Regions from separate parts of the Homo sapiens genome. Here regions 1 and 2 are each linked to region 3. A link is a contact called in ENCODE Hi-C or POLR2A ChIA-PET data. All regions are on one chromosome and are shown on one strand. The core of a region is the stretch at or near the end of the contact, and the rest is flanking DNA. Distances in the headings are between cores, read along the strand shown.

Evidence for each region. A loop is a pair of places that touch in the nucleus more often than their neighbours do. ChIA-PET counts read pairs that join two places held with the same protein, here RNA polymerase II (POLR2A). Pooled maps may share reads with other maps.
Region 1: a loop to region 3 is called in a map of natural killer cell, with 8 times the contacts of the local background. The contact joins the promoter of MAP3K2-DT here to the promoter of SAP130 in region 3. A Hi-C loop is called at or near these places in 8 of 168 maps with a recorded cell type or tissue (B cell, CD4-positive, alpha-beta T cell, CD4-positive, alpha-beta memory T cell and 3 more), 14 of 37 single-sample maps with no recorded cell type and 18 of 50 pooled maps. POLR2A ChIA-PET finds 5 or more read pairs at or near these places in 3 of 52 experiments (AG04450, CD4-positive, alpha-beta memory T cell and naive thymus-derived CD4-positive, alpha-beta T cell).
Region 2: a map of ascending aorta shows a loop between it and region 3 (4-fold over the local background). The contact joins the enhancer-like site here to the promoter of SAP130 in region 3. A Hi-C loop is called at or near these places in 1 of 168 maps with a recorded cell type or tissue (ascending aorta) and 9 of 50 pooled maps. POLR2A ChIA-PET finds 5 or more read pairs at or near these places in 1 of 52 experiments (activated CD4-positive, alpha-beta T cell).

The regions. Positions count from the first base shown.
Region 1 is chr2:127,385,762-127,389,703 of GRCh38, reverse strand. It overlaps MAP3K2-DT (MAP3K2 divergent transcript), which reads right to left and starts at 2,266. Exons shown (of 4, transcript NR_187129.1): 1 at 2,152-2,266; 2 at 706-823; 3 at 519-593. MAP3K2 (mitogen-activated protein kinase kinase kinase 2) reads left to right here and starts at 1,729. Exons shown (of 17, transcript NM_001371910.2): 1 at 1,729-2,252. LOC124906074 (a long non-coding RNA gene) reads right to left here. Exons shown (of 4, transcript XR_007087227.1): 4 at 3,543-3,624. RefSeq lists a silencer at 1,440-2,309.
Region 2 is chr2:127,062,734-127,066,525 of GRCh38, reverse strand. BIN1 (bridging integrator 1) reads left to right here. Exons shown (of 19, transcript NM_139343.3): 8 at 2,508-2,593; 9 at 2,880-2,955. Among named protein-coding and RNA genes, the nearest start is that of BIN1, 43 kb to the left of the region's middle. RefSeq lists a silencer at 1,272-1,740 and enhancers at 1,459-1,753, 875-2,074, 1,603-2,428. Within about 2 kb of position 1,670, at least 28 of the 41 ENCODE cell types and tissues checked have a DNase peak (open chromatin) inside an H3K27ac peak, as active enhancers do; they include ascending aorta, where a contact is called at or near this core.
Region 3 is chr2:128,025,607-128,029,452 of GRCh38, reverse strand. SAP130 (Sin3A associated protein 130) reads left to right here and starts at 1,394. Exons shown (of 21, transcript NM_001330301.2): 1 at 1,394-1,513; 2 at 3,155-3,272. The coding sequence starts at 3,161. RefSeq lists silencers at 707-856, 1,107-1,626, 1,727-2,066, 2,127-2,416.

The sequences.
Region 1 (3,942 bases), core at 1,017-3,516, 640 kb after region 3:
GGCAAAAAAATATTCATTGAATGATGGTTTCATCAATAAAAAAATCCCAATATCACTAATTTGTAATCATATATACTAAAATAACCAAAGATGTCAGAGATTTAATATCTAAGCAAGAGGAAAAGTCACCAATATAAAAGGAGAATGGCGAAAAAGAAAGAATAGCTACTATAACTATACCCACGGGATGTTTCTGAGGAACCCAGAGGTGAATGAAGTCCCCGGGGTGGTAAGTGAGGGAAGGGAGTGGAGAAATGAGCAGCACTATGAGGGGAAAAAATTTATCTCTAGATTACTTAGTAAACAAACACGTTTTTATTGAATGCCTGCTATGTGGTGACCCAGTAACTGTGGAGAACAATATAGATATTTAAGATTTAAATACTATCCTCCGGCGTTCTGAGACCCTCCTTTCTGTGGCATACAGGTCTTAGAATGTTAGATTCAAGAAGGTCTTAGATTTATGCATAAGTCCCCCATTTTTTAAACAAATAGAAGCAAACTGATTTTCCACTGACCTCTGTGTTTCTGAGGTGCACATCCTTGTTCCTGTGACTTTGACACCTCTGTTAATGGGTCTGTAATAAAAATTCCTGGAAGAAACCCAGAGATATTTTGACATTACACAACAGTTTCTCCCTCAGTCTCTGCCCCACAAGTGCCAGCTCCCTTGACCCTCAGAGCCCAAGTTGGGTAGCTCCTTACCTCTGGTTCGGGTGAGTCCCATTCCCATCTCTCTCATTTCAACTGCTCCAGTGGAAATGTGGTCTGGAATATGCATGAAAGGGGTGGATCCAGAATGTACGAAGAAACCAAGAAGAAGCTGAACAGGGAAGAATGGTACAGGAAGTTGTAAGGGGTATTTAAGGAAAGGAGAAGAGATGGGGCGGAAAGGTGCTTTCTGGATCAAAGTAGGGTGAAAACGTCGGGATGCAGGTTAGTCACACCACGGAGGGCCTCACCACTAGTCTGATTAATTTGCATTTTATCCTGTGGGAGATGAGGAGCGAAAGAAAGGGTTTTAGACTCTAGCTTTGGGGGTGGGGTGTCAACTCATGTCTCTGGGCTTAAGTTTCCACATCTGTTAAGCTGGAGAAGTAATACTTGCTGGGCTAACCAATGTACACAACCAGTCATAACCAAGTATCGATGGTGATAAGAACTAAACAGAAAACACAAATAACACTTAGCCAGTCTCCAAGGGGGTGGTTTAAGGTTAGGTGGCAAGCCTGAAGTAATTTCTAAAGTCCCTCAGGAAAAAAATTCTGAAACTTGAGCCACAAATTAAGAGGCAGACGGCTTTTCTCCTTGCAAATGACCTGCCACACAGTCCGTCACTGCCTCTGCTAGCTCTGCTACCCTTGGGCCCTGTCCACAGCCCACGTGGGAGACCTTTTCACGGGATCTACTCGGATGTCTGGGATCTGGCCACTACCGCAGGCTCGAGACAACCCAGGTGCGTATGCGCCGCGCACACGGAACAGCACAGGCTGCCCCGGGGCAGGGGCGGGGGCGGGGCCGAGGCCGGGGCGGAGCCAGGACTGGGAATCCCCGCGCCGTCCGGCCGGTGGGGGCGGTGGCCTGTGTGTGGGCGTGGCGGGCCTCTGCGCAGGCGCCGACCCACTCCCCTGGGCCGGGCGCGCGCCCGCGGCGGGTTCCGCTACCGCCGGGCGGAGGGGTGCGCGCGCACGAGCGAGCGGCCGTGACGTGCGCCGCGCTACGCCCGACGTCACGGGTCCGTGTGTAGTGGCTGCCGGGCTGCCTGCCCTCAGCGGCGGCGCCTGACGAGGGTGCCGCGGCCGCTGGGCGCAGCGTTCGGGGGTTGCACGGCCCGCGGCGGCGACGAAAACAACGACCAGGACGCTCGGCGCCCCTGTCCGCAGAGTCGCCACTCCCGCCTCTTCTCCGGTCTCTAGCGACGCGGGCCCGCGGCTTCCTCCTTTCCTGCCCAGTTCCCGCGGGCCTCGGGGTTGCAGCGGCTAGAAGTGCCGAGGAGCGCCAGGAGGACCCGGCCGGCTGCGAGGATTCACGCGCCCGCCACCCCGCCCGGCCCGGGCTTCATGTGAAAGAGGGACGGGCCTGGCCCCAAGGCCCGCGCCCGACTCCTCGCGCGCCCCTCCGGTCCCCGGGGGCCCTGCGGCAGCCCCCGACCTGGGGCCGCGGTGACAGGCCGCGCTGGGGCGGAGGGGCGGGCTCGGCGGGGGCGGCCCCTCCTTGGGCCTGCGGCTCTCTACGTCCCTGCGGAGCAGCCGGTACGTGCGTGTGTGCGTGCGCGCGCGCTTGTGTGTGTGTGTGTGTGTGTGTGCGCGCGTGTGTGTCGGGGGCCGCGGGCTGGGCGCCGGGAGGGGGGCTGGCGGCGGCCTAAGCGCCGCTCCAGGGGCGGAGATTTCGCTGGGTGATTGCCTAGCTGCGGGAGGGCGGACCTTGGGCCCCCTGCATCCAGTCCTAAAGCCCAGGTCAGCGCGAAGTAGGCTGCTGGGCTGTGTTAGCTGTCAGACACGTACCCTGCAGAGATTTTAGAAGAAAGGTTGCATCTGGTCTTGGGATGAAGCAGAAATGGTACATGCAGTAAGCGAAAAAGTGCTTGTCTTTGCACTGTCACAGTGTGGTAATCTTTTGATGTAAGGTTGTTTCCCCCTTTTCTCTTTACGGAATATTTAGGTAGCACTTAGGGTGCTCTTAGTCTGCGCCCGGCAGTTGTCATGCATTATCTCTCTTCATCTTCCCAGCTCAATGAGGTGGGTAAATTGCCCCATTTTGCAGGTGAAAACTTGAGGCTCAGAGAGATTAAGGCATTTGTCCAAGGTCATGAAGGTAGTAATCCAGGAAGGCTTGGTTCGAATATGCAGATGTCTTTTTGTAAGACTGTATTTCTCGTCTTGCAAAAAATAAATACGTTTAGAAAATGAGACTAACTGGGCAGTTTCTTTAATGGGATAAATTCTAAACACATAGACAGATACAGTTTAGTTTTCCCTAACGTAAGCTCTTCGATATCTTTTGCCAAATCATTTTCTTGGCTTTAAAAAAAATTTAAAAGATGGCTTCAGATACCTTTACTTTTTATGTACTAGTACTGGACAGAAAAAAATTATTCTCTCACAAAAAATAAATACATTTGGTAAAACTGCATAGATCTTGAAAAGTCACAAATTTACTTTTGTAGTTTGACCTTGATGCCCAAAGGGAACTCACAGTTGGGTTATTTGCTTGAGATTTCCTTGTTGCAAAATTTGTTGCTGGATTATGTGGCAATTTAGTGATTTGTTCGTTGTCTTATGCAATCTTTTTTAGTTCGATGTCAAATTTTAATGCGTAGAATATCGTAGGAAGTTTGATGGTGTGATTCTTTTTCATTTGTATGGAGTGCTACTAGTCAGTGTTTATAAGTTAACTGAAAATTCTCATTTTAGCATGAGTTTTGTATTTTTTAAAACTATGGTGAGAGGAAAAAATAAGGAGCCAGAGCTCTGTACTGAAAAAAAGTCGATACATTTCCTTTGAGTAATTGAAGCTCTATGCATAATTGCAAATGTTTAACAAATCTATTGATGCCCAGTTATATTACTCTGTAATTTTCCTAGTATATTATCAAGTTGAAGAAAATTTGTGGTCTTGCAGTCTCTGTGGAGAAAAGGTGAAATTACAAAGTTAACATGTGGATGGTTTACAGATTGATTTGTTGTTTGGTTAAAATATAAACATGTTGAATCTTATTGAATTATGTTGTATATGATATCATTATAGAATGGTTATCCATGTGCCTCTTTTGAGAAACTAGCTGTTAAAGGCTTATCTTAAATAATTGGATTGCATTAGAGACTGAGTCTTATAAGCAATGTTTTAGGGGGAGCTTTTGTTTCTAGTTTACTTTATTGGTACCAAAGGGTTAAACTAACAGGTGCTGTATTAAAATAAAGTCATGTTTGATACTCTGCATTT
Region 2 (3,792 bases), core at 421-2,920, 960 kb after region 3:
GGGCCCGGGTTTCTGAATAATTTTCCCTGAAACAGGTGAAACATTTTTTTGTGGATGGGAGAACCTCTTAGGAGGCTATGGGGCCTGCCCACTGCTTTTGGGCTCCTGGGACAGGTGTGGTTGGGATTATGCTGGGAGGGCCTGCCTCCACGCCCACCCTGGGGGAGCAGCGAGAGGGTGAGGCAGGTGATCACACCTTTGGGTGCTGGGCTGTGGGTGTTTCACATTTTGGCCAAACTAGCTGTCCCATTTGGGTCCCATCTTTATTTGAGCACATCCTCCTTGTCCCCAGCCCACTCATACCTGGCTGGAGGCTGGAGAGCCTTTGGAGTGGCCTGTGGGCAGCTGGCTGGCTGTGAGATGGCACAGCTGGGACTCCGGGGCTGCCCTGCTTGGGAACTTGACTTTGGGGAGATAGTGCATCCTCTCTAGGCTGCACCAGGGGGCTGGCCGGCTCCATGCAGACCCTGGGCTAGTTCTGAGCTGCTCTCCACACCTGCCTCAGCGTCCTGAATGCTGTCCTCGGGACCCCGGGCCCATGTGACTCTGCTCTTCCCCACTGTTAGCTTCAGTGGAGCTGGGGTGGGGGCACTCTCTCCTCATGGCAGACAGCCCTCACCTTACTCCCTGCCCCTTCCACATGCTTCCTAAAGAGCCAGAATATGAGGAATGTCACCCAAAGGGAATACAAGACACGGGTCCTGACTTCCAGGAACTCAAGCGGAACTGTCCCCGCTCTTGCTCTCGGCAGCGTTGCTGAGCGGTGAGAGCACGGCTGGGTGCAGATGTTCCCACAGACAAGCTGCGGTGCTGTCTTCACTGCTGTCCCCACCGTTGCCATCTGGGGAGTTGTGGGGGTGGTGGCTGCATCCTCATGGAGAGGGGGTCCTAGTGGGTACAGGAGCCGGGTGGTCCAGGCAGGTTCTTACGGAATGTGGGACTTTAGACCCACTGTTGGCAGTTGAGGGCAGGGGGTATGTGTGATGGTGCTCAGCTCACAACAGTACCCCTAGGACTCACTCATTTTATGAGTTCCATAGAACCATGGTTGGCAGCCCCCCTGCCAGGTAATGGGACACCCAGGGGAGTAGGGCAGGGATGGCCCAGCCATAGCCTGGAGACGGAGGAGGGGCAGTATTCCCCTCCTGGTGTGGGGTGCCCAGGGTCCCTGGATCCAAGAGAGGTGTGCATGTTGGAATAGACATTCTTCCCCACCCCCCGCTCCCCATTCTGCCTTTAAATTTTTATTAGATTCTGAAAAGCCAGGCAAGGAGCCCACGCCCACTCTAGCGAGTAGCTGGAGGTAACCTTTCAGAAGCCATGGTGGCCCCTCCTCCAGTCCCAACCCAAGTCACTGGGCCTAGGGGCTGACCTGGGCTAGTCCTGGTGTCTGAGGCTGGATGGGACAGCTGGCTGGGCTTGGGGCAATCGTGTGCTTTGTGGTTAAGTGGCCTTCCGGCCATCTGGCTGCCTTTGCCAGAAGGCGGCCCAGCCTGGGCCCCAGCCCCGGCCTGAGAACGTGAGGCTGCTGGCGGGAAGTTTCCCTAGGCGGGGCCTGACACTTTCCTGGGCTGTGACTCAGACCCCGAATCCCTGAGTCACTCTCGCCGGCAGTGTCCTCCCGCAGTGAGCCAGCACAGCCCCTTCCCTGGGCGGGCTGGGCACCGGGCAGGGTCTGTGACTCACCTGCTGCCCGCAGTCCCTTCCCCAGCACTCTGTGGCCGTGTGATGGGGCCTGAGCACCACTGCCTGGTGGGTGTGAGTGCCTGGAGGATGCAGGGCCTGCCCTGGGGAAGGTGTGGGCTAGGAGTGGGACCAGGCACAGCCCAGCTGCCTGGCTGCCTCCTCCCTGGCCCTGCACCCTCCTCTAGGGTCCCCCTGACATTCCTAGAGGTGCCTGAGTGGCTGCCTCTGGTCTCCCTCTGGTGGGGACAGGTCCCAGGAGAGGGCTTTGTGGGAAGGACCATCCCTGGGAGGTGAAGTGAAGGCTGGTGGCTGAGGCTGCCAGGAGCTGGCCCTCAGAAATGGGGAGGGAGCACTCAGGGGCGGGGGCAATTGGGGGCAGCGACAGATGCTGCCCTGAGAGCCAGAAGGCAGTGGCAGGGCTGGCACCTAGCCTGAGGAGGTTCATTGTGGAAGTGGGCAGGGTCCCCACTTGGCTGGGTCTGGGGTCTGCCTCTGTGCATGTCCCGTGTCCAGCTCGCCAAGCCCCAGGCTTGCCCCTCTTGTTGTGCCCTACTCCACGCTCACTGCCCTCCCGGCCACGTGGGCCTCTCTTTGGCAACGGCTGCTCAGCCCTCCCTTTCCCAGATGTCCTCAGGGTCCTGGAGGGCTGCAGGGGGAGGTCGCCAGCATGGGTGTCCACATCCAGTTCAGCCTCTGTCTTGCCCGGAGCCCTGGTCCCAGCGCACTGGCCAAGAGGGGTGGGCAGGAGGTGGGAGGACTGGCCATGGGGCTGGGCTGGCTGGGACGCCCAACAGAGGGGAATGACCCGTGCTGCCCCCCAGGCCGAGGAGGAGCTCATCAAAGCCCAGAAGGTGTTTGAGGAGATGAATGTGGATCTGCAGGAGGAGCTGCCGTCCCTGTGGAACAGGTGAGGCCCAGCACGGTGCCCAGCCTGCGTGGGGCAGTGTCCAGTCTGCGTGCTGCGGTGCCCAGTCTGCGTGCTGTGGTGCCCAGCCTGCGTGCTGCGGTGTCCAGTCTGCGTGCTGCGGTGCCCAGCCTGTGTGCTGCAGTGTCCAGCCTGAGTGCTGCGGTGCCTGGGCCCTCTCTGGTTTGTGCCTCTGATGAGCGTGTGTGGTCGCTCGTGGGTGGGTATTTCTGAGTTGCTGTCCTGACCTGCCTGTTCACCTGGCCCCCATCCTTCCGCCCTTCTGTAGCCGCGTAGGTTTCTACGTCAACACGTTCCAGAGCATCGCGGGCCTGGAGGAAAACTTCCACAAGGAGATGAGCAAGGTAGGCCATGGGGACCCCTCTGAGGGGCCACACCCCACCCTGGCCGAGGGTCAGAGTCAGAGTCGTGGGAGGGGCAGCCTGAACTCCTCCTTCCCTGCCAGGTTCAGCACACACCGGTGACCACAGGGCTCCCTCCCGGCCCTGTGGAACAGCCCCCTTCAGGAGTGCCTGGGCCCAGGAGGGCAGCAGGGCATGCTGGGGAGGCTTTGAGAGTGTCCTGGGTCCTTGCCTGGGTAGACCACCTGAGAATGTAGACCAGGCCCTCTCAAACTGTGAATGTGTTCTCTAGCAACCTTGGCCCAGGGAGTGCAGTGTTAGACAATGGTGGCAGTTTCTCAATTTGTAGGAAAAAATTACTAGCATTTTCTCAATTTTAATTTTTCTCCCATGCTTTTGAGACATTTAAATAGGCCTGTTTCGTCTGCGTGAATCCACTGTGCGACAGGGTCTGGTCTGATTAGCGTACCTTTCTCTCTTGTGTTATTTTCATTTTAACCTATCTGGCAACTAAAACGCAAAGCTGTTGAACTTTGCAGTTGGAGAGACCCAGGGCTGGCACCCCCGCCCCCAGTGGTGGGTCTGACTTTGTCTCTTGGGCCCAGATGGATGAAGTGATGATGGTGGATTCCAGGCCCAGGGTCGGAGGAGGAAAAGCAGCTTGGGGCCTCCCCTGACTCACACTTCTAAGTACGGTTTCCTGCCTTTTAGACTTTCTCTTTCCTTCTTAACTTTTCCTTTTTCCCTTCGAAGATTGGAGACAACTTACGAAAAGTTTAAAAAATAGAGAAAGGTGTTTCAGAGAAGGAACATTTATATAAAATTAGTCTGTAAAAATAT
Region 3 (3,846 bases), core at 145-2,644:
ATCACGCCACTGGACTTCAGCTTGGGCTGAACTGAGAACCTGTCTCAAAAAAACAAAAAACAAAAAGGATGACATTTGAAACTGTGGAAATACATTAAACCATTTAGGAAGGCAGTATAGCATTAGCGTGTTGGAGCCCTGAAGAATGCTGTATTTATGAGAAAGAGGAGGTATAATGGAGCTTGACATAGGAGTAGAAGCAGGAGACAGCCTGGTTCTAGAGGCCAAGGGAAGACATGAGGAGGAATTACTACTGGTCAGTAAGCTAAACAAGATGAGATCTAAGTGAGGACCGATGGGTTTGAAGTTGAGTAGGTGTTGGCAACTTTTGGGGAGCAGTCTGAGAAGAGTGGCAACTCCAAAAGGGATAAGGACTGCCTAGGCAGAGAGGAGGCTGAAGTCTATCACAGGAGTCACTCTTTAGAAGTTTGAGAATGAAGGCATGAAGGTGGAAAAGGAAAGTGGCTTGAAGAGGAGGAGTATCTGAGACTCATCCCTGGGCTATAGCCAGGAGCTACTCTCTTCTAACCAAGCAGTTGTCTTACACAGCTGTGCATGATAGGAAGAGGGGGGTTTGAGCCCCATTTATTTCCTAACTAATCACAAAACTCCAGGCCTAAATTACCATCTGGTAAGGGAAGAGGGAGACTTAATCTCTTATCAGACACAAATGTGGCCTCAAAAGATATGGCTAAGTCTTCTACAGGTGCATAAACTCCAACCCTGAACCCCAAGCAAAATGACAAAATAAAACTGCCCCCTTCAGCTCCTTTATAATCCGGAAAGCGCGCGCAGGTGCGCCCCGGCCGCCCAGAGCCCTGCGCCCTGCCGGCCTGCTTTCACAGAGCCGCGCCCGCGCTGCGCCTGGCGGCTCCCGCCGCGCGTAGGCTGTGCCGACCGCGGTTCCCGGTGGGGACACCGAGTCCCACTCGCGGCATAGGGAGGCGGGCACCGTCACGACACTGGCCCGGCCCGCGGATCCCTTGGCCGCCGCAGTTGGCCTCCATTACCCTTTCCCGCGCCGCGCCTCCCCGCGGGGAAAATGAAACCCAGTGCCCTCAGGTTAAGGCATAGGGTGGGATCCACTGTCTTCTCACTTAGCCAAGAGAAAAGGCAGAACCGACTTCAGACAGCAAAGGGGTGTGTTGCCCTGGCCGGGTCGCCTGCGGCCCCGCCCCGGCGCTCTCCACCTCCTTCGCGGCCCGCCCTCCTGACTCCGGCGACTACATTTCCCACAGGACGCCGCGGCTCAGAGGGGCGGGCCCGTCCGCTCTCCCGCTCACGACCACCGGCGACTGGCTGACTCGGCAGGGGGCGGGGCCTGCGCCAGCCAATAGACGGGAGGCTCGTTACGGCGGCGGAAGCAGCGGCGCTGGAGTGAGGGGTGGGGGGCAGAGTGCTAGCTCCCCGGCGGTGGCTGCGGGTCCGGAGCCTGGGGACGTCGGCCCCACAGACGGAGAGCGCGCGGGAGCGAGCTCAAGGCGGCGCGGCGGCCACTGGGCGCAGCACCCAGGTAATGGCGGGACGGGCGCCCGGGAGGGAAGGGGAGGAGACGAGGGGGCGGGGCGGCTGAGCCGGGCTGCAGCGTCCGTCCCGTTGCGCGTCCCCGGGGAAGGGCAGAGGATCCTCGTCTCCTGCGGCTCGGACCGCGGCTCTTTCGCGAGCTGGTCACGGCGGTTGGGCCGGCGACAGGGGCTGGGTGTCCTGTGGCGAGGAAGGGAGAGGCACCGGGAGGGGTGGGCTGACCCGGGCGTGGGGGCGTGGCGGACGTGGGCCTTGGCGGGGAAGCAGAGCGGCCGGGGGAGCGCGGGCGGGCGGGCGGGCGGGCGGCCGGCCCAGGGAGTTTGGCTCCTGGAGCAGTTTAAAGTGACTCTCCACATCCGGGCCCTGCGCCCGCCGCTTTCAGACCCTGGCTGAGGCGGGGCCTCCCCGCTCCCCGCCCCCTTCGCCGGGGGCGCCTGTCTTCCTCTGCCATTGGCTCAGCCTCGAGGGGTTTGGGCTGCCCCGGCCAGGCTCGCGCCTGATTGGCTGGCAGTCGGCGGGAGGGTGGGGCGGGCTCTGAACGTGCAGGTCGCTGTGGATTGGTCCTGGGCCTCCACTGACGCGTCGGGCGTGGGGCCAATGGGCGGGCGGGGGAGGCAGGGGCAGGTTCGGGGGAAGAGGACTGCGAGCACAGCGGCGGCCGGGTGGCGGGGGTGAGTGGGGCCAGCGGGGCTGGACAGCAGCGGGCCCCGGGCGCCGCCGCCGCGATCCCTCCCCGCGCCCGCCGAGCACATCGCCGCCGCCGAGATGGGCCCTCCGCGGCACCCCCAGGCCGGCGAGATAGAAGCGGGCGGTGCGGGCGGCGGGCGGCGGCTACAGGTAAAGAGGCACAGTGCTCGTCTTGTGGTCGGGTCCCCAGATCGCCCGTCCGCACCCCCACCCCGGAGACGGGGGTCTCACACTCCGAGGTGTCTGGAAACCGGCGTCCTCCGGTCTCAGCGGGGGCTTCGCGGTGGGGTGGGGTTGCGGGCGAATCGGGAGATCGCTTGGCTCCTGAGGGAAAAGTGGGGGGCGATTTTAGGGAAGATGGAGAAGGTGTAGGGTCCTCTGGCTCTGTGAGGGGATCTGTGGAAGAGAAGGAAAAGGAAATCCGTAAATGGAGGCCTTTGCCGAAAAGCATTGGAGAATTCCTTTTGCATCGGGTCTGGATGTAAGATATCGGATCTTTTCTTAGGGCTGGATATCTTCCTCCGAATGTTCCTATGACATACTAATCACAGTTCTGTTCACCTTGGTGTGAGATTTGAGTGTTTCAAAGAGACATGCCATTTTCCATAAAACTTTACACAGAGAAATACACATGCATTGTGGTAATACCTGTCATGTGACTCTTGTACAGGATTCAATGGTGATTTTTTTAGCATAGCAATCCACAAGTATTTATGGAGGGTCATAGTACCCGCCAGCTCCGTATAAACAATATTTGTAGAAAACTTAGGTAGTTTAGATAATGTCTGCATTTATATTGATCCCAAGTTATTGTTTTTAAATAAATGATGCAGCATTTGCTTTTCCAAGGGACTATCTCATAGGTACTAAAGATGCTTTAATTTCTCAGTATTGATTCAGATCTCAGAATCTAGTAATAACCATATAACTGTATGTACTACAGGTGGAAATGAGTTCTCAACAGTTTCCTCGGTTAGGAGCCCCTTCTACCGGGCTGAGCCAGGCCCCTTCTCAGATTGCAAACAGTGGTTCTGCTGGATTGATAAACCCAGCTGCTACAGGTGAGATATGTAATATTCTAATATATTTTTTCCTACTTTAAGAATATTACCAGTTTTCTAACTTAAAAATTAGCAGATTCTTCTAGGATTTTAGTAAATTCTTGTTTCTTGAATTTGAAGAAAGGGTATATTACTATTCTAATTTAAACAAGGCTTTTTTTCCTTCCTGTTTTAACCACTTCATTCACATAGAGTACACATGCAACTTATAGCAAAGCGTGCCTGTAAGAACTGTTTTTGAAATGCATTAATATATTCTTGTTTAATTAATGTCCAGGAGTATAGCATTAGTGCTGTGAGGGAGCCCAGAGGTGTTTAAGGAACAGATCTTGTCTTTTAGGGGTTTATTATCTAGGAAAAGAAGTGGAAAACAAAGGATATGCGGTTTCCCTATGGTGTCTGTGGGGGATTGTTTCCAGGACCCACCTTAGATACCAAAATCCATGATGCTCCACTTTCTGATGTAAAATGGTATAGTGTTTGCATATTACCTATACCTATCCTCCAGTATATTTTAAATCATCTCTAGATTACTTGTAATACCTCCTACAATGTAAATGGTATGTAAATAGTT